5 separate regions of the Homo sapiens genome follow, and all the other regions are linked to region 5. A link is a contact called in ENCODE Hi-C or POLR2A ChIA-PET data. All regions are on one chromosome and are shown on one strand. The core of a region is the stretch at or near the end of the contact, and the rest is flanking DNA. Distances in the headings are between cores, read along the strand shown. Region 1 holds the start of TNFSF9 (TNF superfamily member 9). Region 2 holds the start of TNFSF14 (TNF superfamily member 14). Region 3 holds the start of CCL25 (C-C motif chemokine ligand 25). Region 4 overlaps VAV1 (vav guanine nucleotide exchange factor 1). Region 5 holds the start of ARHGEF18 (Rho/Rac guanine nucleotide exchange factor 18).

What was found. Hi-C counts contacts between places; a loop is a spot of excess contacts on that map. ChIA-PET counts read pairs that join two places held with the same protein, here RNA polymerase II (POLR2A). Pooled maps may share reads with other maps.
Region 1: a loop to region 5 is called in a pooled map, with 11 times the contacts of the local background. The contact joins the promoter of TNFSF9 here to the promoter of ARHGEF18 in region 5. A Hi-C loop is called at or near these places in 5 of 37 single-sample maps with no recorded cell type and 4 of 50 pooled maps.
Region 2: a pooled map shows a loop between it and region 5 (10-fold over the local background). The contact joins the promoter of TNFSF14 here to the promoter of ARHGEF18 in region 5. A Hi-C loop is called at or near these places in 1 of 168 maps with a recorded cell type or tissue (endothelial cell of hepatic sinusoid), 7 of 37 single-sample maps with no recorded cell type and 7 of 50 pooled maps.
Region 3: a pooled map shows a loop between it and region 5 (4-fold over the local background). The contact joins the promoter of CCL25 here to the promoter of ARHGEF18 in region 5. A Hi-C loop is called at or near these places in 1 of 50 pooled maps. POLR2A ChIA-PET finds 5 or more read pairs at or near these places in 2 of 52 experiments (AG04449 and CD8-positive, alpha-beta memory T cell).
Region 4: a loop to region 5 is called in a pooled map, with 4 times the contacts of the local background. The contact joins the enhancer-like site here to the promoter of ARHGEF18 in region 5. A Hi-C loop is called at or near these places in 3 of 37 single-sample maps with no recorded cell type and 3 of 50 pooled maps. POLR2A ChIA-PET finds 5 or more read pairs at or near these places in 1 of 52 experiments (CD4-positive, alpha-beta T cell).

What each region holds. Positions count from the first base shown.
Region 1 is chr19:6,528,462-6,533,386 of GRCh38, forward strand. TNFSF9 (TNF superfamily member 9) reads left to right here and starts at 2,565. Exons shown (of 3, transcript NM_003811.4): 1 at 2,565-2,842; 2 at 4,325-4,355. The coding sequence starts at 2,576. RefSeq lists enhancers at 213-472, 3,243-3,342, 3,944-4,444, 4,445-4,925 and silencers at 2,393-2,622, 2,763-2,832.
Region 2 is chr19:6,668,708-6,673,015 of GRCh38, forward strand. It overlaps TNFSF14 (TNF superfamily member 14), which reads right to left and starts at 1,453. Exons shown (of 4, transcript NM_001376887.1): 1 at 1,144-1,453. The coding sequence starts at 1,362. RefSeq lists enhancers at 1-62, 123-312, 1,213-1,302, 1,683-1,912 and a silencer at 2,483-2,582.
Region 3 is chr19:8,050,718-8,055,083 of GRCh38, forward strand. It overlaps CCL25 (C-C motif chemokine ligand 25), which reads left to right and starts at 2,043. Exons shown (of 6, transcript NM_005624.4): 1 at 2,043-2,105; 2 at 2,283-2,405. The coding sequence starts at 2,333. RefSeq lists a silencer at 1-45.
Region 4 is chr19:6,798,905-6,803,361 of GRCh38, forward strand. The region is part of intron 1 of VAV1 (vav guanine nucleotide exchange factor 1); the gene reads left to right. Among named protein-coding and RNA genes, the nearest start is that of VAV1, 28 kb to the left of the region's middle. RefSeq lists enhancers at 2,808-3,328, 3,119-3,188, 4,071-4,290. Within about 2 kb of position 2,112, at least 27 of the 41 ENCODE cell types and tissues checked have a DNase peak (open chromatin) inside an H3K27ac peak, as active enhancers do; they include CD4-positive, alpha-beta T cell, where a contact is called at or near this core.
Region 5 is chr19:7,346,643-7,350,960 of GRCh38, forward strand. ARHGEF18 (Rho/Rac guanine nucleotide exchange factor 18) reads left to right here and starts at 2,295. Exons shown (of 29, transcript NM_001367823.1): 1 at 2,295-2,599.

The DNA.
Region 1 (4,925 bases), core at 1,315-3,814, 820 kb before region 5:
ATGACTGGGCACGGTAACGCATGACTGGCATCACAGTGCTGAGAGGCCAAGACAGGAGCATTGCTTGAGTCCAGGAGTTTGAGACCAGCTGAGCAACATAGCAAGACCCTGTCTCTATAAAAAGTAAAAAATTAAAAAAAAAAATTGGTAGGCATGGTGGTATGTGCCTGTAGTTCCAGCTATTCAGGAGTCTAAGACAGGAGGATGGCTTGAACCCAGGATTGGAGGCTGCAGTGGGCTATGATCGTGCCACTGCACTCCAGCTTGGGCGACAGAGCAAGACCTTGTATCTGAAAGCAAAACAAAAGTCCCTTTATTTTATGGGCTGTTGACTTCTGCTAGCAGAGGGATGAAAGGCGTGGTCTACCCTCCCATCTCCCATGGGGCTGGGAGATGGGAAGGGAGTTGGCCATTGTGGACCCACACTGGTCTGGGCAGACCAGGACTTCAACACCAGCCAAGGGCTTTCCCCGGGTCACGTCCCTCTCCATCTGGGAGTGCTTCCTCTTTTGGGGCCAAGTTTTCACCGCTTCTTGGCCCATCCTCCCAGCCCCGGATTGGCCGCCTCCAGCAGGCCAGAGCAGATGGGAAATGTGTTTCCTCCAACTCGCTCAACACTGTCCCTTTCTTGCAAGGGGAATTTCTCCACCTGGACTCTCCGAGCTTCTGCTTGTAGGGTCCCGAGGGGCTCCTGCCGGGAACCATCCAGTGGGTGGGTGGGGGCAGGCCAGGGAAGGCCCAGGGGTCCCGGGGAAGGTGGCCAGGAGGGCTGAGCATGACACTCAGGGTTCCACTGGGGGGTTGGGGATCAGGGGGCAGATGCTCCAGGAGTGAGGGTGGTTGAGGCTTGGCTGAAGCCTGACCCTTCTTAGGAAGTGCTGGATGTGGGGGAACCCGGGGGAGTCCTAGTGATGGGGGGCTAGGGGGTGCTGAGAGGAGGGGAAGGAGACAAAGAGAGACTAAAGAAGGAAAAGGAGAGAGACAGGGAGAGACAGAGAGTCAGAGAGAGACAGAGGGAATCAGAGACAGAGAGAAACAGGGAGAGAGACAGAAAGAGTGAGAGCCAGAGACATACAGAGACAGGGAGAGACACAGAGATGCATAAAGAGAGGGAGTCAGAGATGGAGAGAGACAGAGATAACGGAGCCAGAGATAGGGAGAGTCAGAGACAGAGAGAAAGAAACACACAGACTGACACAGATAAAAGAGCCAGAGACAGGGAGAGGCAGAGACAAAGAGAGATACAGAGACAGAGATAACAGAGCCAGAGACAGAGAGACAGAGACAGAGATAACAGAGCCAGAGACAGGGAGAGAGTGTCAGAGACAGAGACAGACACAGAGATAACAGAGCCAGAGATAGGGAGAGTCAGAGACAGAGAGAAAGAGACACAAGACAGACATAGATAAAAGAGCCAGAGACAGGGAGAGGCAGAGACAAAGAGAGATACAGAGACAGAGATAGCAGAGCCAGAGACAGGGAGAGAGTGTCAGAGACAGAGAGACAGACACAGAGATAACAGAGCCAGAGATAGGGAGAGTCAGAGACAGAGAGAAAGAGACAGACAGACATAGATAAAAGAGCCAGAGACAGGGAGAGAGACACAGAGACAGAGACATAGAGACAGAGATAACAGAGCCAGAGACAGAGTCAGAGACAGAGACAGAGAGAGCCAGACACAGAGACAGAGAGAGAGAGTCACAGCCAGAGACAGCGACAGAGATAACAGAAGCAGAGAGAGGGAGAAAGATAACAGAGCCAGAGACAGTCAGAGACAGAGATAGAGAGACAGAGATAACAGAGCCAGAGACAGATACAGAGACAGAGATAACGGAGCCAGAGATAGGGAGAGAGAGTCAGAGACAGAGAGAGATATATAGACAGAGATAACAGAGCCAGACATGGGGAGAGAGAGTCAGAGGCAGAGAGAGAGAAGACAGATAGAGAGACAGAGCCAGTGATAACAGAGCCAGAGACAGGGAGAGAGAGTCAGAGAGAGATACAATGAGAGACAGAGATAACAGCCAGAGACAGAGTTAGACAGAGAGATACAGAGACAGAGATAACAGAGCCAGAGACAGGGAGAGAGAATTAGAGACAGAGATAGAGAGAGACAGAGACAGAGATAATACAGGCACAGAGGCACGCATAGACATAAATTGGCAGAGAGAGAGAAAGATCTCTTTCCACCCACTGCAGAGGCAATCAACAGAGACAGAGAAAGACGTTAACGGGGAGACACAGAGAGCAAAGGAGACTGAGTCAGCAAGAGACCCACAGAGATACCGGGAAAGAGCGGCAGAGAGGGAGAACCAGGGCGATGGAGAGACAGCAGGGAGAAAGGAACCTGGAGCCGAGCTTGGAAGGCCGGAAACGGAAAGGAGAGCGAAAAGCGGAGAGAGATCCGAGTGGAGAAAATTCCGCAGAGTCACGGGGACGAGGGGAAAGGCTCTGGGCTGGGAAGGGGCGTGGCCGCGGGCGGAGGGGCGTGGCCGCGGGCGGAGGGGCGTGGCCTCCTTTTGTAGCCAAGCAGCTATAAAAAGCGGCGCGCTGTGTCTTCCCGCAGTCTCTCGTCATGGAATACGCCTCTGACGCTTCACTGGACCCCGAAGCCCCGTGGCCTCCCGCGCCCCGCGCTCGCGCCTGCCGCGTACTGCCTTGGGCCCTGGTCGCGGGGCTGCTGCTGCTGCTGCTGCTCGCTGCCGCCTGCGCCGTCTTCCTCGCCTGCCCCTGGGCCGTGTCCGGGGCTCGCGCCTCGCCCGGCTCCGCGGCCAGCCCGAGACTCCGCGAGGGTCCCGAGCTTTCGCCCGACGATCCCGCCGGCCTCTTGGACCTGCGGCAGGTGAGACGTGCCCCGACCCTCGGTAGCTGGTCTCGCGGGAGACCCCTACCGCCCCTCTGGGACTCCCTTCTCCCTCCCGCACCCCCAGGGACACCTGTTCTACACTCCCGGCCGGGGAGAGGAGACCCACCGGGGCTCCCATTCTCCATCTAGCACCGAGGCCGGGGGGGCACACCTTTCATCCCGCACCCCTACGACACCTCATCTGTACCCCAGGCCGGGGGCGGGGAGGAGACCGCCCAACAGTTCTTTTTGGACCCCCCAAGGGTCTCCTTCTTCTAGTCCGGGGGGCACCCCTTTCATCCTGCGCCCGCTACGAGACCCTATCTGTATCCCGGGAGGGGGAGAGGAGACCCCCACAAGTTCTTTTTGGACCTCCAAGGGCTCTCCTTCTCCGTCTTGCACGGGAGGGCACCCCTTTCATTCCGCATCCCGAGACCCCATCAGCACCCCAGGCCAGGAGGAGGAGACCCCCACAGTCCTCAACCCCTCAGGGATACGTCTTCTGCACCCCGGGTCGGAGAAAGGCTGGCTTCCCTCCATGTGGCAGTGGGTGGGGGCACCCCTCTTCATTCCGCATTCCCAAGGCACCCCATCTGCACCCTGGACGGGGGACCCTCCGCGGTTCTCCAACCCTCGACGGCTTCCTTTCTCTATGTAGGACTTAGGACATTGAGGGCACCTCTTTTTACCCCGCACCCCCACAAGCTCTGCATCTCTGGGGGGAACCTTTTTTCCATCCCCGATCCGAGGGGGGCACTTCCTCTTTATCTGGGACCGCCAAGGAGACCCCCAGTTCCTTTGCTAACTCCCAAAGAGCCTTATCCCCAACATCTGAGGTACCCCTCTCCCTTTCAAGACCCCCAGGGGAATACCCCCAAGGGGGCTGGAAAGAAGAGGGATCGCTTTTCCCTCCTGAATTCTTGGAGATCTGTCCTTGGGGCAGGTTGAGCCACCAGCTTCGTGTGTGTGTGTGTGTGTGTGTGTGTGTGTGTTCGTGTTTGTGTGGGTGTTTGTGTTCGTGTGTGTGTGTTCGTGTGGGGGTGCGTATGTGTGTGTGTTCGTGGGTGTGTTTGTGTTCGTGTGGGTGTGTGTTCGTGTGGGTGTTTGTGTTTGTTCGTTCGTGTGGGTGTTTGTGTTCATGTGGGTGTGTTTGGATATTTGTGTTCGTGTGTGTCTGTGTGTGTTCGTGTGGGTGTTTGTGTGTGTTTGTGTTTGCGTTCGTGTGTGTGTTCGTGTTTGTTCGTGTGTCTGTGTGTTAATGTGGGTGTTCGTGTGTGTGTTCGTTTGTGTTTGTGTTCGTGTGTTTGTGTGTTTGTGTGTGTGTGTGTGCGGTCTCTGTTCTTTAGTTGGGAGGGAAGGGAAGCGTAGGCTTCAGGTCGGCACAGACTCTGGGGACCCTGACAGCTGAAGTGAGTGGGGACAGAACCTCCATTTTCTAGGGGAACCCCCATCCACTTTCCTCCTTTCTACTTTTAACAGGGCATGTTTGCGCAGCTGGTGGCCCAAAATGGTAAGTATCCTCCGCCACTTCCGGTCCCTGGCCCCCCACCATCCCCACCCCGGGATACGAAGAAGGGGGAACCTGGAGAGTGAGGCTCTGCCGCACACTGGCTTTGACCCTTGACCGCTGCTGTCTCTGAAAGCTGCTACTTCCCCTCTTTGAACGCCACCGATCCCTCTTTCTGACTTGCTCTGACTCTCTGGATGCCATGGCCTCCCCATCAGACCCCCATCTGGGCCCACCTGGGACCCCTGCCCTCTCAGAGCTGGGGCTTGACACCCCCAACCCCCAGCCTGGTTTTGTGTCTCTGGCCTCCTTCTTTTCGAAACCCTCTTCCCCGCTGCTTTTCTTCCCTCTTTCCTGCCCCTTCCCCACTCTCCCAGCCTCTCTTCCCTACCTCTTCCCCTCGCCCAGAGCCTCCTCCTTACTCCCATTCTCTTCCCCATCCCCAGGCCCTCCTCCTGTCCCCTTCCCTCCCCCTAGACCCTCCTCCCTGCCCCTTCCCCAAACCCTCCCCAGCCCCATGCTCTCCCAGTTTCCAAGACACTCCTCCCAGCACCTTCCCTCCCCGTCCAGAGA
Region 2 (4,308 bases), core at 203-2,702, 680 kb before region 5:
CAAAAAAAAAAAAATGCAGACAGCGAGATGGCTGGACACATGGACACCACCCTTGGGATATAGCACCTGCCACAGGGCACAGACCTCAACATCATCATGACGCTGAGAAGACACATGTGGGCTCAGATGCGTGGACATGTGGTTTGTGGTTTATGGATCCATGTGCGTCTACAGACACAGAGACCCAGAGACAAAGACAGACAACGTGAATACACCGGCTGCAGCTAGGCGGGTGTGTGGACATGTGGGTACACGCACATACGTCCACATGGGTATATGGACACGAATGTGTGGCCACCGGATCCAGACCCAGGACACAAAAGGGGCCAAGCCCACAGGGGTATGGTGTTGGGCACACATAGACCCCCAGGTGAGGCACACAGACAGGCGGACACATCCACAGCCAGCTGGAAGCAGACCGAGAAATTTCCACAGATGGAAATGGTCAGAGAATTAATGACAATCGCAGTAACAGTAATAAGAGTACCAGAGAAGGCCAGGCGCAGTGGCTCACACCTGTAATCCCAGCACTTTGGGAGGCTGAGGCGGGTGGATCTCCTGAGGTCGGGAGTTTGAGACCAGCCTGACAAACATAGAGAAGCCCCATCTCTACTAAAAATACAAAATTGGCCAGGCGTGGTGGCGCATGCCTGTAATCCCAGCTACTCGGGAGGCTGAGGCAGGAGAATCACTTGAACCCGGGAGGCAGAGGTTGCGGTGAGCAGAGATCATGCCATTGCACTCCAGCCTGGGCAACGAGAGTGAAACTCCGTCTCAAAAATAAAAAAGTACAGAGAAAATGCATGCGTGTGTGCACAGGGGTGTGCATGGCAGTGTTGGGGTGTCAGTTCCGACGGGTGGAGCTGGCATCGTCTGGTACTACACATGCCATAGCATACTTCGTCCCCTATGAAGAGACTGCCCTTATTTTGTAGATGAAGACACTGAGGTTCAGAGAGGTGAATTCACTTGCCCAAGGCTGGGAGCAGCAACCAGTCAAGCCAGCTGCTCTCAGCCTGTGCCCTGTCCTACACACACACACACACACACACACACACACACACACAGACACACAGTGACCCACAATGACACAGGGGAGCCCCCCTCACCTCCACCTGCTCTCAGCCCCCCGGTCCCACTCACAGGCAGGCGGGTGACCATCTCTCCTAGACGCCAGTGCAGCTGCAGGAGGAACCAGCCTTGGACGGCCAGCCCGGCCCCCATCAGCAACAGCAAGAGACCCAGACCCACCCGGGCCACACTGCACGACTGTCTCCGGTGGCTTCGTCCCAGCCTCGTGAATGGGATGTCGGTCTGTCCATCCACCACAAACACTGAGGGCCGTACGACACTCTCCTCCATGCCCAAGGTGTCTGGAGCAGGGCTGACACGCCTGGGTCCTTCAACCTCAGAGGAAACCGAAATTGCTCAACACTCCTGGGCTGTGCACGCTGCGGACAGGCACCCGTGGGCCGCCTTTAGAGCTGGGGTTCAGCCCCACCCCTTCCCCCACTCACCCTCCTCTTCTTCCGGTACCCGCCGCCCCCGGTCTTGGCCCTGTCTCACTCTCACTCATACAGACTCTCACACTTTCCAGAGGCTTCTGAAAATGTGACTCAGGTGGCAAGTGCAGTGGGGAGCCCCCAGCTTTCCCTTCTTGGATGCTTCATTCGCTTGGGGCCACCAAATATCGACTGAGGACTTTCTGCCCATGCCAGGCTCTGCTCTCGGTGTGGGGGATGCAGCAATGAACAACAGCAAGAAGGGTCCCTGCTCCTCTTCTGGTGGAGCCAGAGAGACAAGAAACCTCGTAAACAAGAAAATAATACGTTGTGGGTTTTTTTGTTCGTTTATTTGTTTTGTTTTTGAGATGGAGTCTCGCTCTGTTGCCCAGGCTGGAGTGCAGTGGCGCGATCTCAGCTTACTACAACCTCCACCTCCTGGGTTCAAGCAATTCTCCTGCCTCAGCCTCCCAAGTAGCGGGGATTACAGGCGCGTGCCACCACGCCTGGCTGCTTTTTGTATTTTTAGTAGAGATGGGTTTTCACCATGTCGGTCAGGCTGGTCTCGAACTCCTGACCTCAAGCGATCCACCCACCTCAGCCTCCCAAAGTGCTGGGATTACAAACGTGAGCCGCACCATGCCCGGCCTTCTGTTGTGTTTTGATGTGACAAGTGCAGTGAAAAACACAAGAGTGGAATAAAGGAGTGGATGTGTGCTCTGTGTGTGTGCTTGTCTGCATGCATATATGTGTGCAGTGTGTGCATGTGAATGTGTGTATTCAGTTGTGTGCATGCAAGTGTGTATCATGTACACATGTGCAGGCGCATGCCTGTGTATCATACATGTGCTGGCATGTAAATGTGCGTGCATATGTGGGCAGGTGCATGCATATGTGTATGGTCATCTGTGTGCATGTGCATGTGGTCCATGTACATGCATGCATGTGCACGTGTGTGTATGTGTGAACATGCATCACATGTGCAAGTGGGTGTGCATATATGTGCTGTGTGCAGGTGTGTGCATGTGTGTGTGCCTGTGCATTGGTGCGTGTATGTGTGTGTGCGCACTTGCACGGGTGTGTTCATGTGTGTGGGGAGGTCCATGTATGAGTGTGCATGCATTCAAGCGTGGATTTTTTTTTTTTTCGAGACGGAGTCTCGCTCTGTCGCCCAGGCTGGAGTGCAGTGGTGCGATCTCGGCTCACTGCAAGCTCCGCCTCCCAGGTTCACGCCATTCTCCTGCCTCAGCCTCCTGAGTAGCTGGGACTACAGGCGCCCACCACCGCACCCAGCTAATTTTTTGTATTTTTAGTAGAGACGGGGTTTCACCGTGTTAGCCAGGATGGTCTCAATCTCCTGACCTCGTGATCCGCCTGCCTTGGCCTCCCAAAGTGCTGGGATTACAGGCATAAGCCACCGCACCCAGCCTTTTTCTTTCTTTTTTTTTTTGAGGCAGAGTCTCACTTTGTCACCCAGGCTGGAGTGCAGTGGTGCCATTTTGGCTCACTGCAACCTCTGCCTCCCGGATTCAAGCAATTTTCCTGCCTCAGCCTCCTGAGTAGCTGGGATTACAGGCGCCCACCACCATGCATAGCTAATTTTTGTATTATATGTTGGCCATTATATATGTTGTAACATATATGTTGTCTATATGTTGGCCAGGCTGGTCTCGAACTCCTGACCTCAGGTGATCTGCCCACCTCAGCCTCCCAAAATGCTAGAATTACAGGCGTGAGCCACTGCACTTGGCTTCTGTCTTGTTTCATAAGTATCTTTGTAATATCCTTGATTTTACCTCTTGGCCCTGAAAGCCAAAAACACTTATGTGGCCCTTTATAGATACAGTTTGCTGCCAGCTTGCCCCTGAGCTTAGGCTAAGACACGAAGTGCCCTTCACTGGGGCCTCTGTGGTTGGACCCTCGTGCTTTTGCTCACTCTGCCCCAGACAGATATCCTGGGTCTTTGCACTTCCTCTTCCTGCTGCTGGGAACCATCTTCCCTAGATCTCCAAAGCAGGCTCCCCCTGCTCATCTGCGTCTTGACTCAAGAAACTTCTCACAGGAGCCCTCCCTGAATTGGTCAGGTGTCTCCCGAGAGACAGAACCAATAGAAGATACACAGAGAGATAGAGATGGGATCTATAGGCTGGGTGCGGTGGCTCACGCCTGTAATCCCAGCACTTTGGGAGGCTGAGGCATGTGGATCACCTGAGGTCGCGAGTTCGAGGCCAGCCTGGCCAATATGGGGAAACCCTGTCTCTATCAAAAATACAAAAATAAAAAATAAAAAATTAGCTAGGTGTGGTGGCACACTTCTGTAATCCCAGCTACTTGGGAGGCTGAGGCTCAAGAATCACTTGAACCCGGGAGGCACAAGTTGCAATGAACTGAGATTGTGCCACTGCACTCCAGGCTGGGCAATGGCATGAGACTGTCTCAAAAAAAAAAAAAAAAAAAGAGATCTGTAGAGACAGACAAAGATACAGAGTCAGAGAAGAGACAGACATGGAAAACTAGAGAGACAGGGACACAGAGATACAAAGACAGACGGAGAGAGAGAGAGAGAGAGATGTATAGAGTCAGAGAGAGTGTGTAACACATTTATTTTAAGAAATTAGCTCACACAATCATGGGAGTTGGCAAGTCTGAAGTCCACAGGACAAGCCAGTTAGGCTGGAGGCTCAGGTAAGAGGTGACACTACCGTCTTAAAGCCTAAAGCCTGGAAACTCAGGCAGAATTACTAAGTTGCAACCTTGAGGCAGAATTCCTTCTTCAGGAAACTTCGGTGTTTACTCCTCAGACCTT
Region 3 (4,366 bases), core at 793-3,292, 700 kb after region 5:
ATCCCACTCACTCTGCCCTGCCCCTGACTCGGAGCCATATAGCAAGCCCCGCCCATAGCCATAAGCCACGCCCACCCAGCCCTGCCCCTGGGCTCTAAGTGTCATTTATCTAGTCACGTCCCCGGCTAGAAGCCACACCCACCAGGCCCGGCCCCACCTCTAAGCCCCACTCACCCGGCCATGTGGTTTGGGACAGGGAAGTAGGCTAGGGGCCGCCGCCTCTGGGCTCCCAGTGGAAGGGGAGAAATGAGAAAGGAGTTTAGGATGTGATAAATACCCACAGAGGTCAGATGTAGCTATGGATGCAGGCGATAAAAAGTTTAAAGCAATCAGCTGTGCGGCCTCTGCAGCGCTCCTTTCGCCCTCCCTAATCTTCACCTCGTGTCTCCCCCAGTCCCTGTGTCCTGGCTGGGTCCTGCTGCCCCAGGGAAAGAAGACATGCCTTCTCCCATCCTGGCTAACATGGTGAAACCCCGTCTCTACTAAAAATACAAAAAATTAGCCAGGCGTGGTGGCGGGAGCCTGTAGTCCCAGCTACTCGGGAGGCTGAGGCAGGAGAATGGCGTGAACCCGGGAGACGGAGCTTGCAGTGAGCCGAGACAGCGCCACCGCACTCCAGCCTGGGCAAAAGAGCAAGACTCCGTCTCAGAAGAAAAAAAAAAAAGACATGCCTTCTCGGTGAATGTTGCTTTGCTTCCTGAGGGCATGGCTACCCGGGGCTCCTGGCTTTTCTTCCAAAAACAAAACATTTCTTCCATTTTTTCTTTTTCTTTTGTTTTTTTTTTTTTTTTTTTTTTTGAGACAGAGTTTCACTCTTGTCGCCCAGGCTGGAATGCAGTGGCCCAATCTCGGCTCACTGCAACCTCCGCCTCCCGGGTTCAAGCGATTCTCCTGCCTCAGCCTCCTGAGTAGCTGGAATTACAGGTGCCCCCCCACCACACTCGGCTAATTTTTGTAATTTTAGTAGAGATGGGGTTTTGCCATGTTGGCCAGGCTGGTCTCGAACTCCTGACCTCAGAGGATCCGCCTGCCTCGGCCTCCCAAAGTGCTGGTATTACAGGTGTGAGCCACTGTGTCCGGCCACCGTTTTTTTTTCCATTTTTTGAGACAGGGTCTTGCTCTGTTGCCCAGGCTGGAGTGCAGTGGCATGATCACAGCTCACTGCAGCCTCAACCTCCAAGGCTCAAGCAATCCTCACACCTCAGCCTCCTGAGTGGCTGGGACTACAGGTATGCACTACTACGTCAGGCTAATTTTTTAAAAAATTTTTGTAGTGACGCAGGTCTCTCTATATTGCCCGGGGTGGTCTTGAGCTCCTGGGCTCAAGCAATCCTCTGGCCTCGGCCTCCCAAAGTGTTGGGCTTACAGACATGAGCCACCATGCCTGGCCTAGAGAGTTTCTTTCTTGTTGGGGTTGTTCACCGGTGGGAGGTGCACCATTGTGCCGTGCTGACTATATTCATAGAGTTATGTAACCATCACTCTCATCTAATTTCAGAACAAAAGGAAACCCATACCCTCTCACAGTCAGTCCTTCATTCTCCCCTCCCCCCATCCTGTGGCCACCGCTAATTTACTTTCTGTTTCTATGGATTTGCCTGTGATCACAACCAGAGGATTTCTGTGACATGCTAAGTTACCTAACCATGGTGTGGAAGGAGAGGGAAATGGAGTGAAGTTGGGGACCCACCAGGGAACAGGTGGCTTGAGGGCGGGGGGAGCATGAAGGTAAGGGCTTGTTTGGGGGCTCAAGGCAGTCTGAGCCTTGTTCGCAGGCAGCCAGTGTCCACCAGGTGTGTGCAGGTGAGGGAAACAGGGGAAAAGGCCCTTTCTGGAGACAGTAGGGGTGCTGGCTGGGAGGCCTGGGATGGGGAGTGGGGAGGCAAGGGGGCCTGTGGGTCGAGGTTGGAGCTTGCTGTAGAAGAGGGAGAATTCCAGAGGCTGAGAGTGCAGGTGGAGAGGAGGAGGAAGGGAGGAGGGCGGGCAGGGGGTGGCTGGGTGGGGCTCTGTCTATAAAGAGTGAAGCTCAGCGTGTTGGTCCTGCAGATGGGACAGCTTGGCCTACAGCCCGGCGGGCATCAGCTCCCTTGACCCAGTGGATATCGGTGAGTCTTTTCCTTGAACATGACTGAGATGAACAGCTTTTCCCTCCAGCACAACTTGTTCCTACTTTATACAACCTCCTTCCCTTGCCATATGCCTGGGGCTTAAGAGGGGGGATGTTCCCAGTACCCACTCCCCTCCTCTTCCTCAGTCCTTACCACTTCCCTCCACGACCCCAGGTGGCCCCGTTATTCGTCCAGGTGCCCAGGGAGGAGGACCCGCCTGCAGCATGAACCTGTGGCTCCTGGCCTGCCTGGTGGCCGGCTTCCTGGGAGCCTGGGCCCCCGCTGTCCACACCCAAGGTACTGTGTTCGGCAATGCCTACCACCAAGTGCCCCTCTCCCCATGCCCCCACCCCACCCCTTTTGTCTCTTATCTCCTCCGGAAGTCTCCCCAATCCCATCTCCACTGAATTCTCCCGCTCCTGACATGCAGGAACTCCTGGTGTTTGGTTAGCTCTTGGGATGGGGTCGGGGAGATGGAGAGTCCCCAGTTCCTTCTTCGAGAGCCCCATGGAGTCTTTTGCAAGACTCCTAAAGATGTGAGGGAGCAGAGGGTGGCTTCCAGCTGTGGGCAAAGCCAGTTACTGCCAGGGATGTATTGTAGAATCCTAATCCTGCCGAGCCAGGGGTGGGGTTGGAGATCAGGGCCCTGGAGACTGACAAGAGTGGATTCCCATCCTGGTCCCTCCATGCAGTCCAGCTGAGAGTTAGTTGCTCCTAAACCATTTTTTTTTTTTTTTTTTTGAGACAGAGTCTCACTCTGTCACCCTGGCTGGAGTGCAGTGGCGCGATCTTGGCTCACTGCAACCTCCGCCTCCTGGGCTCAAGCGATCCTTCTGCCTCAGCCTCCCAAGTAGCTGGGACTACAGGCGTGTGTACCATGCCCGGCTAATTTTTGTATTTTTTAGTAGAGATGGGGTTTCACTATGTTGGCCAGAGTAGTCTCGATCTCCTGATCTCAGGCGATCCGCCTGCCTCAGCCTCCCAAAGTGCTAGGATTACAGGTTTGAGCCACTGTGCCCGGCTTCCTAAACCTTTAGGAGCCTCCGTTTCCTCAGCTGCAAAGTGGGAATCTAAAATTCCCACTGCATGGCTCTGACTTGAGGGTCCAGTGAGCTCATGCCTGCAAAAGACTAGGCCTCATGTCTGGCGGCGGCAATAGTAACTGTTCCTGTTATTAATAGGGAACTCTTTCCTTCTTCCCCACTCCCTACCGCAGAGCAAGCACTTGAGGATTTCAGTCGCCAAAGGACAATTCCTGGGCCTGGGGTGTCCCCACGGGAGCCCTGACACTGGGTCCTACATCCTCTGAGTTTCAGCAGCTGGCCAAAGCAGGGTCCCTGGCTGGGCGGCAGACCCAGGGTCCCACCCTCCTTCCCTGTCTGCCCCCACCTGACCCACCTGCCCCTCGGCTGGGTCTGATGGGTCCAAGTCCTTGGCCTTTGCCTGGGAAGGGGGTTGGGCTGTGGTCTGATTGTTTTGCTATCAGAGCCAGGCCCAGCCCAGCCCTTCGATCCTGGCCTCCAGCCTTGGGAACTACCTGCCTGGCACTGCAGTCCGAGGTTCCAACAGAATGCGCTGCCCCTTGCCCTCAGAGGCCGCGGTTGGGAGACACCTGGAGGGCTCGAGTCCTCCCTTTCCCTGCTCCTGCTGGGCTGGGCTCTGCAGGGACTCAGACTCGGCCTCTGGAGGTTAGTTCTGGCAGAGGTGAGATTGCAGAGAACTCCAAAGGCCATTTAGGCAGAGAATTGCACCCCAGCTTCCTCCACTATCTCATCAGCTCATCCTCGGCTCATTCATTCCACCTGCTCATCCCCCCAGAACTTTCTGGCATCACCTCCTCCTCCTCTGGGCACCCCCCACAGTGCCTGTGCTTCCCCCTTTCTGCAGAGATCAGTTTCCCGGGAGCTCCCTGAAGACAACACTAGGTCTAATTCATCTGTGTGTTTCATCTCTGCTTGTCTAGACATTGACATTTACTGAGAGCTCTTTACTTTGTATTAAAACAATTTTTTGTTTGTTTGGTTGGTGTTTTGTTTTGTTTCATTGAGACAGAGTTTTGCTATTGTCGCCCAGGCTGGAGTGCAATGGCGTGATCTCGGCTCACTGCAACCTCCACCTCCTGGGTTCAAGTGATTCTCCTGCCTCAGCCTCCAGAGTAGCTGGGATTAAAAGCGCCCACTATCAGCCAGGCACAGTGGCTCACGCCTGTAATCCCAGCACTTTGAGAGGCCAAGGCGGGTGGATCACAAGGTCAAGAG
Region 4 (4,457 bases), core at 862-3,361, 550 kb before region 5:
ACCCCTCCCTGCCTCCCCCTCCTCCCACCTCTCATTCCCTCGTACCTCCTGATTTGCTGTTAGTCACTGTCGATTAGTTTGTATTTCCTGGAGTTTTATGTAAGTGGAATGGTACCATCTGTGGTCTTCTGTGACTGGCTGCTTTCCCTGAGCATGATGTCCTGGTTCATCCATGTTGTTGTATGTATCAGTGTACCATTCTGTTGTACGGATGCACCCCAGTTTGTTTATCCATTCATCCCTTGATGGAGGTTTTTTTGTTTGTTTCGCTTTGTTTTTTTGAGATGGAGTCTCGCTCTGTCGCCCAGGCTGGAGTGCAGTGGCGCAATCTCGGCTCACTGCAACCTCCGCCTCCCAGGTTCAAGCGATTCTTCTGCCTCAGCCTCTCGAACAGCTGGGACTACAGGTGTGCGCCACCACGCCTGGCTAATTTTTTTGTATTTTTAGTAAAGACAGGGTTTCACCATGTTGACCAGGCTGGTCTCGAACTCCTGACCTCATAATCTGCCCACCTCGGCCTCCCAAAGTGCTGGGATTACAGGCGTGAGCCACCATGCCCGGCCTATACTTTAAGTTCTGGGATACATGTGCAGAACGTGCAGGTTTGTTACATAGGTATACACGTGCCATGGTGGTTTGCTGCATCCATCAACCCATCATCTACATTAGGTATTTCTCCGAATGCTATCCCTCTCCTAACCCCCAGCCCCCGACAGGCCCCAGTGTGTGATGTTCCCCTTGGTTGAGGTTTGAATTACTGATGGCACTTTTGGCTATCATGAATCAAGTTGCTAGCTGGATATGGTGGCACATGCCTGTAGTCCTAACTCTTTGGAAGGCTGAGGCAGGAGGATTGCTTGAGCCCAGGAATTTGAGACTGCAGTGAGCTGTGATTGGGCCAGGCTGCACTCCAGCCTGGGTGACAGACTGAGACTGTCTCAAAAAAAAAAAAAAAAAAAAAAGGAAAGAAAAGAAAACAGAATCAAGCTGCTATGAACATTCTGTACAAGTCTTTGTATGGACATGTGCTTTCATTTCTCTTGAGTAAATGCCTGGTAATGGAATATATCGTATGATAGGTGCATGCTTAATGTTTTAAGAAAACTTACCAGGCCAGTCACGGCGGCTCATGCCTGTCATTCCAGCACTTTGGGGAACTGAGGCGGGAGGATTGCTGGAGCCTAGGAGTTTGAGACCAACCTGACCGACATAGTGAGGCTCTGTTTCTTAATTTTTTTTTTTAATAAGAAGAAAATGTACCAACTTTTCTTCCTTTGTGCTGGAATTGCAAGGTAAAAAAATAATAGTAATAACAAGGAAAACGTACCAACTTTTCCAAAGTGGATCTGCCATGTGATGTTCCTGCCAGCTGCTCAGCATGCTTCTCTTCTTTGCTTCACTATCTGTCTCATTTTTTTTTTTTGAGATGGGGTCTTGCTCTGTTGCCCAGGCTGGAGTGCAGTGGCATGATCTCGGCTCACTGCAACCTCTGCCTCCTGGGTTCAAGCGATTCTCCTTCCTCTGCTTTCCAAGTAGCTGGGACTACAGGCGTGTTCCACCACACCCAGCTAATTTTGTATTTTTAGCAGAGACAGGTTTCACTATATGTTGGCCAGGCGCGTCTCAAACTCCTGACCTCAAGTGATCAACCCACCTCAGCGTCCCAAAGTGCTGGGATTACAGGCATGAGCCACCACACCCAGCTTCTTTTTTTTGTTTTGTTTTGTTTTTTGTTTTTTTGAGACATCCTCGGTCTGTTGCCCAGGCTGTGCAGTGGCGTGATCTCGGCTCACTGCCACCTCCGCCTCCTGGGTTCAAGCGATTCTCCTGCCTCAGCCTCCAGAGTAGCTGGGATTACAGGCGCCTGTCACCACGCCTGGCAAATTTTTGTGTGTGTGTGTGTGTGCAGTCGGGGTTTCACCATGTTGCCCAGGCTGGTCTTGAACCCCTGACCTCAAGTGATCCGCCCGCCTCAGCCTCCCAAAGTGCTGGGATTACAGGCGTGAGCCACCGCACCCAGCCGCTCACCATCTCTTTGTCGCCTGCATGGCACCATTCTCTCCTGTACCACCCCAAAGCCTTACCAGGTGCCTCCTGCATTTAACCAGGTCCCATAGCTCTCTGTGCTTCCCGGCACACCCTCTCACCACCCTCATCATCAATTATTCACCTTGCTGACTGCTTAGTGTTTGTCTCCTGGCTGGATTACATAAGCCCTGTAAGGGCAGAGCTCTGTTTGTCTTGATCACCATTAGGTTCTGGTGCTTGGCATACAGTAGGCATTCCACACATGCTTGCTGAATTAATGCATGACCGGGTCTGGGGTGCTGGGTTTCACACCAGGCTCTACCGCAAACATTGGGTCAAGTATTTTCATTCCCGACGTACAGATGAGTCAATTGAATCAACGGAAAGCAAAATGATCCCATCCAAGCTCCCTCAACTTGCCGGGCTGGTCTGGGAGTCGAACCAGATCTGCCTGACCCTCCCACCGGTGCTGAAAAGTGGAGTGTGTGCTGGGGTGGTAGGGGATGGGGCAGAAGAGAGACGGGCTTCCTCACAGAAGGGTTTGAGGGCTAGGATGAGGCGTGCACACTCTGCACCCCTGCTTCGGAGCTTTGAAAGGGTGCACAGCACACCCGCCCTCTCTGGGAACCCTCGGGAGCTTGAGGTTGCCTGATGAAGGGGCTGATGGGTTGAACGCAAAGGGCCCCTCCACCCACCCTTTTTTCTATCTCCCCAACCAAGCCCTGGTAACAGGCATTTCCGGTTTCCGGCCGGCTCCCTGGTGCTGGGGTGGGGGTGGGGAGTTGATTGCTGCCGTCGTGCTTGGCTCTGGGTCCCCTTCTCCCAGACCCCAGAGGCCTCTGTCCCTGCACACTGCTTCCCCGAAGGAGCGTGGAAAGCCAGCCGACCTTTCTGGCTCTTTCTTCATCTTGGGCAGGGGTTTTGTTGATGGGAGGCTGGCTGGCAAATGGGGAAGAATGAACCTCAGGGTTCACCGCAGTGCGCCTGGGTGCTGATTTGCATATGGGCACGATGCCAGCACAGTGGGTGCCCGCCTCTTCCTGGAGGAAGGAAGAGGGGCACTGAGGGGGGTTGCCCCCAGCAGGGAGGAACCGTCCTCATAATGCCTCTCCTACGTTTGTTTAAAGGACCATCATTCTCAGCAAACTATAGCAAGGACAAAAAACCAAACACCGCATGTTCTCACTTATAGGTGGGAATTGAACAATGAGAACACATGGGCACAGGAAGGGGAACATCACACACAGGGGACTGTTGTGGGGTCGGGGAAGTGGGGAGGGATAACATTAGGAGATATACCTAATGCTAAATGAGGAGTTAATGGGTGCAGCACACCAACATGACACATGTATACATATGTAACAAACCTGCACGTTGTGCACATGTACCCTAAAATTTAAAGTATAATAATAATAAAATTAAAAAAAATAAAGGACCTCCTGTCCTTTGCCACTTTCTCACACTCTTCAGGCGACCAGGAAGTCCTTTCTGGTGGTCTAACTGCAGTCACTGCTGCTGTCTGATGGAGCCCCTTTCTTTAGCTGGCCCCACCGCAGCCCGGAGAGGGGATGAATCATGCCCCCTTTCCCCTCTTTGAGGCATCACATGACTGGAAGGAAGCTGTCTCCGGGTTCAGCTGATCTCCCTGAGGTCAGGAGGGAACTTCCTCCCTCGAGCCACAGACACAGCCATCTGCTCTATTGTCTCTGGTGATCTGCCTGCCCATGAGCGCCCTCATTATGCCACTCTCTAAGAGGCACCAGGAGCAGCTTAGTGTGGTTCAAAGAGGCAGTGTTGTACAGAGGTTAGAGGCACAGACTTTGGGATCCAGTGCTGGTATCTGGTTCTCCATTCCTATCTGTGTGGTCCGGGATGGGCAGTATCCCCTCTCTGAGCCTCAGTTGTTTCCTCTGTCAAAGGGAGATTTATTCATTCGACAGATTTTATTGAGCATCTACTATGTGTCAGACATGGTACTAGGTATTGAGGTCCTCTATTTACCCAAAGGAGTTGAACATTTATGTCCACACAAAAACTTACACTCAAGTCTTTGTAGCGGCTTTATTCATGATTGCTGAAACTGGGAGGCAACAAATTGTCCTTCGGTAGATGAATGCGATGTAGGGCAAGGCAAGCCCTAAATTGGGGCTCAGCCTGGGACGGTTCTTTGTTTTGCCCAGGAAAGAATTCCAGGGCGAGCTGGAGGTGTTAGACAGTAGCTTTTACTGAAGTGAAAGTGCATAGCGGCAGTTGCAGAAGTCCTGCTCCTCGCAGAGCAGGGCTACCCCACAGGCTGTGAGCCCGGAGTAATCAGGGTTGCAGTCATCTTTGTACCCACTTTAATTATATGCAAATTAAAGGGCAGATTATGCAAATTTCTAGGAAAAGGGTGGTAACTTCTGGGTTGTCGGGTCATTGCCTTGGGAAAG
Region 5 (4,318 bases), core at 1,045-3,544:
TCTGTGTTTGCGTATCCTTGTGTGTCCTCTGGGTGTGTCCTTGAGCTTTGTGTTCCAGGAGCCTGCAGCCCTGTTGTGCAGCGCTGTTGTGCTCTGTTGTGCACGTGCATGTGTCTCGTGTCCTCTGTGTGTGGGGTGGCTCCTACATGTAGTTGTGCACACTTGTATCTGCCTCTGTGAGTCCCTGTGCCTATGTGTGACCATGTGTGAAGTGTGATTGTGCAGTATCCCAAAACCATCTGTGTGCACCGCTGTGCAGTAGTGTGCTGGTAAATGTTGAACCTCTCCAGTGGAGAGCACTGATTTATAGCATTGCCAGTCCTCATGGTGTAAATACTCTCGCCACAGCCAATTTCAAGTGATGCCACCGAACAGTGAGTCAGAAAGATATGGACAGCAGCAAACCATTATACAGTATTTCTACCAAACAGGTTCCATACACAAAAGCAACATCAAAAGCATAGATTATGAGGCCAGGTGTGGTGGCTCACACCTGTAACCCCAGCACTTCCGGAGGCTGAGGTGGGCGAATCCTCTGAGGTCCGGAGTTCGAGACCAGCCTGGCCAACATAGTGAAATCCCGTCTCTACTAAAAATACAAAAATTAGCCTGGTGTGGTGGGGGTCACCTATAATCCCAGCTACCTGGGAGGCTGAGGCAGGAGAATCACTTGAACCCAGGAGGCAGAGGTTGCAGTGAGCTGAGATTGCACCACTGCACTCCAGCCCGGGCAACAGAGCAAGACTCCATCTCAAAAAAAAAAAAAAAAAAAAAAAAAAAAAAAAAAGGAAAAGGAAAAAAAGCATAGATTATGGAAAATGCAGCAAAAATAATGTTAAAGTGATTAATTTAAATGTGGTAAAATAGGCATAACGTAAAATTTACCATTTTAACTTTCTTTAAAAAAAATGGGATTTCACTCTGTCACCCAGGCTGGAGTACGGTGGCACAATTATAGGTCACTGCAGCTTTGAACACCTGGGCTCAAGTGAGCCTCCCCGCCTCAGCCTCCGGAGCGGCTGGGACTGCAGGCAGGCACCACCAAATGTGGCGAAGTTTTAAATTTTTTGTAGAGTACTCACTCCAGTGACAGGCTGAAGCCAGCCCAAGAGCCAAGTTTAGTGGAGCATCATGGCTCATGCCTGTAATCCCAGCACTTTGGGAGGCCAAGGCGGGTGGACTGCTTGAGCCCAGGAGTTTGAGACCAGCCTGGGAAACATAATAAAATCCCTGTCTCTACAAAAAAAAAAAATTAACTTAGGCTGGGCGCCATGTCTCGTGCCTCTAATCCCAGCACTTTGGGAGGCCAAGGTGGGAGGATTGCTTGAGCCCAGGAGTTCGAGACCAGCCTGGGCAATATGGTGAGACCCTGTCTGTACTAAAAATACAAACCAAAAAAAAATAGCCAGGCGTGGTGATGTGTGCCTGTGGTCCCAGCTACTCAGGAGGCGGAGGTGGGAGGATCACTTGAGCCCAGGGGATGGAGGTTGCAATGAACCAAAATCACCCCCACTGCACTCCAGCCTGGATGACAGAGTGAGAGCCTGTCTCAAAAGAAAAATTATATATAAAAAATTATATATAAATTATATATAAGTCTATATATAATCCATATATAATTATATATAAAGTATATATAAATTATACATAAATTATCTGTAAACAAAAAACTTAGCCAGGCATGGTGGCATGTGCCTGTAATCCCAACTACTCAGGAGGCTGAAGCAGAAGGATCACTTGAGCCCAAGAGATTGAGGCTGCAGTGAGCTATGATTTTTCCACTGCACTCCAGACTGGATGACAGAATGAGACCCTATCTCTAAAAATAAAATAAACAGTTTTTTGTTGTTGTTGTTGTTGTTTTCTAAAAAAAGCCAAATCTGAGCATTTCCTATCAACTCCACACTCGGTGACATCACACTGGTAGGTGAAATCGGCCATGCTGGGGGTATTTACACCAGGAGAATTGGCAATGGCTACAAATCGGAGAGGTGGTTGTTAAACGTTACCAGCACACCATGTTGTTCCGCCAGCTTCCAGGTACCCATGTAACAATGTAGCCACGTGTGTTTCTGTCTCTCTGTGTGTACCCACCATGCTGGTGTGTGTCTGGGTGCCTGAGTCTCTACGGATACACATGACCTGCACGTCCCTATATGTTGCTGTCTATACACCCATGTGCCTGGGTGAGGCCCCCACACCCTGTTCCTCTTCAGCAGTTGGTTCCACAGGAAGCTGCTGGGGTGGGGGTTGAGGACGCTGGGCCTCCCTCCAGCTCCCCACCCCTCCTCCTCAAGACACCTGCATGCGCAGGGCTGAGGGGTGGGAGCAGGGCTCTCTGCCTCCAGAACCCCCATCCTCTGGGCTCTTTTTAGGCCCCTAGATTGGCCTGCAGCTGGGAGCAGAGTGGCAAGCATGCAGGCAGGCAGTTGAGAAAGAGGAAGTCGAGGTGCTATTGGGTCATTCTGTGGTTATCCCAGGCTCTACCCAGCCAGCGGTTCCCTTGGGCCAGCTCGAAACGCTGGCCGTAGGTCATGGGAGCTGCAGGAGCTGTTAGCCAGGCTAGGTGCCTGCAGGTTGAAGAACTGAGCTCTATCTGGTAAGTACTTATCCTGGGAAGTGGAGAGAGATGGACCCATCGGGACAGAGTGGCAGTGGGGTCTGGGAAGTCTAGGGGGACAGCGAGCAGACATACATCACTGTTTCTCTCCCCCTTGCAGTCAACTTGCTTCCTGAGTGGGTGGGGGAAGCTGTTTGACCCTTGCGTTCATTGTGCAGAGATCTGTGGTCATAAGAGGTCACCCCAGGGGACGGGGATCCTTGAGGGGCTGCTAGGTAAGAAAGGAGGGTGGAGGCCGGGCGCGGTGGCTCACACCTGTAATCCTAGCACTTTGGGAGGCTGAGGAGGGCGGATCACTTGAGGTCAAGAGTTGGAGACCAGCCCGGCCAACATGGTGAAACCCCGTCTCTACTAAAAATACAAAAATTAGCCAGGCGTGGTGGCGGGCAGCTGTAATCTCAGCTACTCGGGAGGCTGAGGCAGGAGAATGGCTTGAACCCGGGAGGTAGAGGTTGAAGTGAGCCTCTCAGTCTCAAAACAAAGAAAAGAAAAAGAAAAGCAAAGAAAGGACGATAGAGCTCCTTGTAGCCAAGGCCCTCCTGCGTGGAGACAGGAGACAGAGAATGAATGGGGGAGCTGGGGCAAAGGCTCAGGTGCCCTTTGCATCTTAAACTGCAGATTCCGGGCCCCCCAAGAACCTCCCTGTTGCAGATTCTGAATCCACTGTCAAAACAAACTCACACTTAAGGCTGATGGCTGACAACCAGCCCTGAGAAGGGTCTTGTCCTGATCTGAAATCATCCAGAGAGCACATCCCTCCACCCAGGCAGCCTTCCTCCAGGTGAGGGTTCTCCCCCTTGGGAGACATCCCCTGTCTCCTCTCGTGGCCCCTTCTTAGGGGGACCTCCTGCACCACCGCCTGCCTGGGACTGGGAGGGGTGGGGGAGGAAGGCTGCGGTTTCTGCTGGGCACACCCAGTCTGTTGTTTCCTGCCAGCCCCCAATGCTGCAGGGCAGGCTTCAGGCACCCTGAGGTCTAGGAAGGTGGCCCCAGAACCAGGAGGGAGTGAATTGAGCTAGAGTGGACAGCTGGGGCCAGAGAGGATGGAGCTAGGAAGTGACGCTGGGGGCTGATGCTCCAAGGCCAGGTCACCTGCAGTTCTGAGAAAAGAACATGACAACCAAAGGAGGTCAGGAAAGGGTTGCCCTCATAATCAGCCACATTTCAACTCCCTTGCTGTGACTGGGAGTCACTCTGGGAGGGCTGCTTGGTAGAGGCAGCCTTTTCATTATGCCTTGAAGAACCAGTAGATGGCAACTGCAAACACGTCGGTGCTTCTGGTCTGGGCTGTCTCCCATGCCTCCCTGGGCATCCCCTAGCCCATGACAAAGGGATGGGCATATGTTGATGCTCGATACTGTTGTAGATGACATGGTGACTGTGTTGGACAGCTGGGCGTTCAAATCCCAGTTCCCTGGCCTCTATGTGGCCTTGGGCAAATGACTTAACTGCTCTGAGCTTTCGTTTGCTCATCTGTTAAAAGGCTGTTGAGTTTTTTGGGGTGGGTGTGTGTGTGTGTGTGTGTGTGTGTGTGTGTGTGTGTGTGTGTGTGTGTGTTGGAGATAGAATCTTGCTCTATCGCCCAGGCTGGAGTACATTGGTGCAATCTCAGCTCACTGCAACCTCCGCCTCTCGGGTTTAAGCAATTCTCCTGCCTCAGCCTCCCAAGTAGCTGGGATTACAGGCACACGCCTCCAT